Regions from separate parts of the Mus musculus genome. Here region 1 is linked to region 2. A link is a loop called in an ENCODE intact Hi-C map of the cell type or tissue named here. Cell type or tissue: gastrocnemius. All regions are shown on one strand. Links, peaks and the distances in the headings refer to the core of each region. The heading gives the core; the rest is flanking DNA.

Region 1 (2,903 bases), core at 244-2,743, 120 kb after region 2:
CACAATAACCCTGGGCTTTGCTCAAGAAGGAGCAACAAATGCATAGAACTAGGAAGTGCTTTTGGGAGTGTATGGGACTTGCTGAGAGAGCAAGGCAGGAAAGAGGAGGAGGTGTGGAAGTCAGGGAAGCTCTATTTTTTTGTTTGTTTTTTATAAAATAATTTTTTAAAGATTTATTTATTTTATGTATATGAGTACACTGTAGCTGTACAGATGGTTGTGAGACCTCATGTGGTTGCTGGGAATTGAATTTAGGACCTCTATTCGCTCCGGTCAACCCCGCTCGCTTTGGTTGGCCCTGCTCGCTGTGGCCCAAATATTTATTTATTATTATAAATAAGTACACTGTAGCTGACTTCAGATGCACCAGAAGAGGGCATCAGATCTCATTACGGGTGGTTGTAAGCCACCATGTGGTTGCTGGGATTTGAACTCAGGACCTTCGGAAGAGTAGTCAGTGCTCTTTCCTGCTGAGCCTTCTTGACAGCCCAGGGAAGCTCTAGTTGATCTGATTAAGTGCAGGGTTGTTGGGTGCTGGGTAGCCCAGTTGGCTGTTACATTGGATCCCGGAGAACGGCTTGAGCCCAAGAGGCATCGCAGAACCTCACAGGGTCCCTGGCTGCTCATAGAAGTTATGCACTCTGTGCCTTAGAGGTCATCAGGGTAGAGTAATGTGCAGACTGCAGAGCCCCCTGAGCGTGAGGTGTTAGTGTATAGAGCCCAAGTGTTGTGGAGAAAGGATGTGGGAAGCAAATGAGAATCCATCCTTACCTGTGCCTGCACAGCTGGATCTGTGGCCAGCTAGCTCCCAGGTGTTCCTCTGCAAGGGCTGTCTAATGACAGCTACCTGACACACGGTCGCCTCTGACACAGATGACTGGTGGAACTTGTCACTGACGTAAAGATAACCCACAGGAGGGACATTTGTAAGAGGCACAAAGATTGAAATTCATGCAATGTGACATAGTGGCTTCCCAGAGAAATCCAAGAATCTCTGTAGATAAATGGTTACTCCAGGAACAGGGGGCAGCTATGTAATAGCACAGGGGTCTGCACACAGAGACAGTGTACACCAGATATTCTTCTATGCACCTCATGGAACAAACTCAAAATATGCCTATAGACGACATAAGTTCGAGAAAAATGTTTAGGGATCTTAATGAAGGAAAAATGTTAATGGAAATATGATGTCTTGCAGATCAGGCAAGATAGCCCCGTGGGTGACGGCACTTGCTGCCAACTGGATGAGTTCAGGATCTACACAGTGGAAGGATAAAGCGCACTCCTAAGAGCCTTCCTTTGATATCCATACATGTTCCTGGGGGCATGCATGCTTACACATACACACTCAAAATACGGAAATTTAATTAGGAATAATAACTGCAGGGTATAGTAGCAGCATAGTATAGAGTTGAAGTCACATTGCTGATGCTAGAAGAAAACAAGACAGTGGGGGCTGGAAAGCTGACGCAGGGATTTAGAGCTGATCTTCCAGAGTACCTGCTTTCCTGTTCCCACTGGTATCTCACAACCGGCTGTGCCTCCAGTCTCAGGGATCTGCTGCCCTCTTCTGGCCCTGGTGGGTACTGCACACACATGGTGCAGGTGCATGCAGACAAAACACCCATGGACTTAAATATAAGCTTAAAAAAGAAAGAAAGAAAGAGAGAGAGAGAGAGAGAGAGAGAGAGAGAGAGAGAGAGAGAGAGAGAAGAGAAAAGAAAAGAAAAGAAAAGAAAAGAAAAGAAAAGAAAAGAAAAAGAAAAGAAAAAGGTTGAAATCCAGTGAGCTGAGGGTCTTTAGCAAAAGAACACTGGGACCTTGAGGAGGTCTGGAAAGGGAAGAATAAAACCCAGTGGAAAGGAAAAATGTATCAGTATCTCTGGGTTTCTCTTAGGACAGCTGTGAAGGTGACTTAGCAGCATCTAAATCTATAAATGTCTTTCTCATCACCACATAGGAGGACGAACCCACGTTTCCTTTTGCTGGGCGGAAGGAGGGGCTAATGTAGCTCTGGTAGCCCTTGCATCAGCCGAGCCCCAGTGTGGGGTTGAAATCTGGATCCTCTGGCTTCTACCTCTGGAGTATTTAGGACTACAGGCTTGTGTGCCTGAACTACCTGATGTTGGCAGTGTTGGGGACTGAACCTACAGCCTCTCATTTGAGGATGTCTAACAACTGAGACACACACACACACACACACACACACACACACACATATATATATATATATATATATATATATATATATATATTGGGGGGGGGGGTTGAGTCAGGGTTTCTCTGTGTAGCTCTGGCTGTCCTGGAACTCACTCTGTAGACCAGATTGGTCTCAAACTCAGAGATCCACCTGCCTCTGCCTCCCCAGTGCTGGTATTAAGAGATGTGTGCCACCACTGCCCAACAGAAAATATTTTTTCTTAATGCAGAAAACAATTGATAATTTTTACACTCATTCATGATTAGAATGAAGGGGGACAGGAGAAAACCCCTTTGAACAAACTAGAAAAGGGAACTCCTTAACCTAGGACAAGAAACCACACACACACACACACACACACACTCACAATAGCACAGTAGTGGAGGGAACAGTCTTAGCTGTGGTTCCTAACAGCATTAACCTGCTTTAACTGTGGTATTTTGTTCCTACAGTATGGGGGGGGGGGCTCAACAGGGACACAGGACGAAAGAATACCCTCTATCAGATGTGATTGGCATGTTGGGTTCCACAGGAAATTCTAAAACAACCTACAGGTTGTGAATAATTCTGTGAATAATTCAGGGAGCTCAGCCGCCTGCGTGTAAAGGCAACCGCACTCCTGCGCACTGGCCACGGCACCTGAACATGGGGCGCAGAAGTGGAAGGGTGAGGGTGTCCCTGGGAGAGAGTATTAGATCCGGCT
Region 2 (2,903 bases), core at 299-2,798:
ATGTGTATATTAGTACACATATATGCTATTAATGCTGAGGAAGCTCCCTTGACTGTTTTTGTTTTTTGTTTTGTTGTCTTTTCTTTAAAGATTTATCTATTTATTTATTTTATGTAAGTACACTGTACACTTTTCAGACACACTCATCGGATCCCATTACAGATGGTTGTGACCACCATGTAGTTGCTGGGAATTGAACCTCTGAAAGAGCAGTCGGTGCTCTTGACCACTGAGCCATCTTTCCAGCTCCCCCCCAACTCCCCCCCCCCACAGGTTTTAAAGCGACCCTGTGTCCTATTGTCCTATTGTCATCCTGCTGGGCCCTGACTGCCTAGAAAACCCAACTCTGATGGTGATCAAGCAGCCTTCAGGGTCCCACTCCTCCAACTGATCCCAGGAGAAATCTTTCAAAGGCAAGAGGCCTGCCCAGTGTGTCCATGCGTGACTGAGGCTGCAGTGGGCTTGGGCCCCTTTCAAGGAGGTGGGGAAAATGTTGCAAAGGTCCGCCTCTCCCCTCCCTAGTTCGGAAGCACCGCCTTTAAGGTGTGCTCCTTTGGAATCTAGGCTCGGTCTTGCGGCTCTGAAGCCACGCCCCACCCTTTCACGCAGGGCGAGAGTGATTCTCCAGCCCCCTTCTGGTTTTCCCCAGGTTCTCACGGATCCTGCCCCCTCAGTGTTTGCTTGTCCCCTGATGGGCAGTAACTAGGGGTTTGGTGACAGACGGTCTCCTCCACCAATGTTCAGGCCCCACAGCATGTTCTGGGGAACAAGGCCCCTCCCACTGTCACCTCCAAACTACATTATTTTTCTTTCCAATTTAAATGTTGCACTTTAAACAAAGTGGAACCCGAATCCGGTTAACTGCCCATGAGATTTCAAAATCCAAGGAACTCCTTGGAGTTAAGCATTTGAGCTCCCGCGAGGCTGGAGTCTAACAGTCTCCCAGTCCCCTGCCACCGCCACGACTCTACCGAAGTTTTCTAGCACCTCTGTATCTTGGAACTCTAGATCTAACTCTCTCGACGCCAGGGGTGGCTTACTCATAGATCTGCACTATCAGGTGCAATGCGAGGATTGAACAGCACTCGGCCCAGAGGAAACTGTACGAGGGACTCTTTAGCAGCCGCGGCCCGGGACTCTAGAGCAGTAGTTGAGCGCCACGCTCCCAGGGCCCGGTCCTCTGCGGATGTTGGGTGCCAAGACCGAAAGGGAAGGGGCTGGAGGCCAGGCCCCGCTAGGGCCGCGCCCCCACGTCTCCATGGAGATCATCGGGGCGCGCACCTCCTGGCTGGCTCCCTCCCCATCATCCTCCCCCTCCCAGGGCTGAACAATGAGCCACTGGGAGGGGGCGGGGCGGGGCCGGGGGCGGGGAGAGAGAGAGAGTGGCGGGGGCGCTGGCAAAGCACACCGCCTAGCCAGCAATCCGTCGCCAGGGTCTGCGGGCGGTGTGGTGATCGCAGCCCCCGCCCCGCCCCGGGCCCGCCCAGCTTCCCACGCCCGCCCAGCAGAGTCGGTGCTGGGGCCACCTGGAGCCGCCTGGAGCCGGCGCTGCTGCAGGTTGATGCGCGGCGCCCTCCCGGGACGCACGGAGGAGCCATCTTGAAACCAACTTGGCAAACTTTCGCAAAGTGCTCTCGAAGTGGAAGCTGAGCGGGAGGCCGGGCGCGCGGCCCCCGGTGTCCTCGCCAGGGCCCCCGGGGAGGCAGAGCGCGGGCCGCCCCGAGGGCCCGGCGCTGGGCGCGCGGGAGCCGCCCCCCGGCCGCGCCGGGTGGATGCGGAGGTGCGCCGGGTGCATGGATTGTGCTCCGGCGCCCGGCTCGGGCTGCGGCTCCGGGCCATGGCGCCGTCATCGCCGCGCGTGCTGCCCGCGCTGGTGTTGCTGGCCGCCGCCGCCCTGCCAGCCCTGGAGTTGGGAGCAGCCGCTTGGGAGCTGCGGGTGCCTGGCGGGGCCCGCGCCTTCGCTCTCGGACCCGGCTGGAGCTACAGGTTGGACACCACGCGCACGCCTCGGGAGCTGCTGGACGTGAGCCGCGAGGGGCCAGCAGCCGGTCGGAGGCTTGGGCTTGGCGCGGGGACTCTGGGCTGTGCCCGCTTGGCCGGGAGGCTGCTGCCGCTGCAGGTCCGGCTGGTCGCCCGCGGCGCCCCGACGGCCCCGAGCTTGGTACTAAGGGCACGCGCCTATGGTGCCCGCTGTGGGGTCCGGCTGTTGCGCCGCTCGGCCCGCGGTGCAGAGCTGCGCTCTCCGGCCGTCCGCTCAGTTCCTGGACTTGGAGATGCGCTCTGCTTCCCGGCCGCAGGCGGCGGCGCAGCCTCGCTGACTTCGGTGCTTGAGGCCATCACCAACTTCCCCGCCTGCAGCTGCCCGCCGGTCGCCGGGACCGGCTGCAGGCGCGGACCCATTTGCCTGCGGCCAGGAGGTTCAGCTGAGCTGCGTCTGGTGTGCGCCCTGGGACGCGCGGCAGGCGCCGTTTGGGTAGAGCTGGTAATAGAGGCGACCTCTGGGACGCCCTCAGAGTCGCCCTCGGTGTCGCCATCGTTGCTTAACCTGTCCCAACCTCGGGCGGGGGTGGTGCGACGGTCTAGGCGGGGCACGGGCAGCAGCACGAGCCCGCAGTTCCCGCTGCCCAGCTACCAGGTGTCAGTGCCTGAGAATGAGCCTGCGGGCACTGCGGTCATCGAACTGCGCGCGCACGACCCAGACGAAGGCGATGCAGGACGCCTTAGCTACCAGATGGAGGCGCTGTTCGATGAGCGCTCTAATGGCTACTTCCTCATCGATGCCGCCACGGGTGCAGTGACCACAGCCCGCTCCCTGGACCGGGAGACCAAGGACACTCATGTACTCAAAGTTAGTGCTGTGGACCACGGCTCCCCGAGGCGCTCAGCTGCCACCTACCTCACCG

The links. A loop is a pair of places that touch in the nucleus more often than their neighbours do. Peaks named below come from ENCODE experiments on the same cell type or tissue, not always from the same donor. Only the 100,000 strongest peaks of a DNase experiment are listed, where the experiment ranks them.
Region 1: it touches region 2 in a loop (6-fold over the local background); 32 of 42 quality-filtered maps call a loop at or near these places.

The regions. Positions count from the first base shown.
Region 1 is chr15:85,912,462-85,915,364 of GRCm38, reverse strand. The region is part of intron 24 of Celsr1 (cadherin, EGF LAG seven-pass G-type receptor 1); the gene reads left to right. Among named protein-coding and RNA genes, the nearest start is that of Trmu, 35 kb to the right of the region's middle. In gastrocnemius, for the core only: a CTCF peak has its summit at 1,567 (motif pointing left); a DNase peak (open chromatin) is centred at 1,568.
Region 2 is chr15:86,032,705-86,035,607 of GRCm38, reverse strand. Celsr1 (cadherin, EGF LAG seven-pass G-type receptor 1) reads left to right here and starts at 1,831. Exons shown (of 35, transcript NM_009886.2): 1 at 1,831-2,903. The coding sequence starts at 1,838. It overlaps Gm34764 (a long non-coding RNA gene), which reads right to left and starts at 1,355. Exons shown (of 3, transcript XR_384307.4): 1 at 1,041-1,355. In gastrocnemius, for the core only: a CTCF peak has its summit at 2,740; DNase peaks (open chromatin) are centred at 1,297, 1,439, 2,183 and 2,704; H3K4me3 peaks cover 1,987 bases.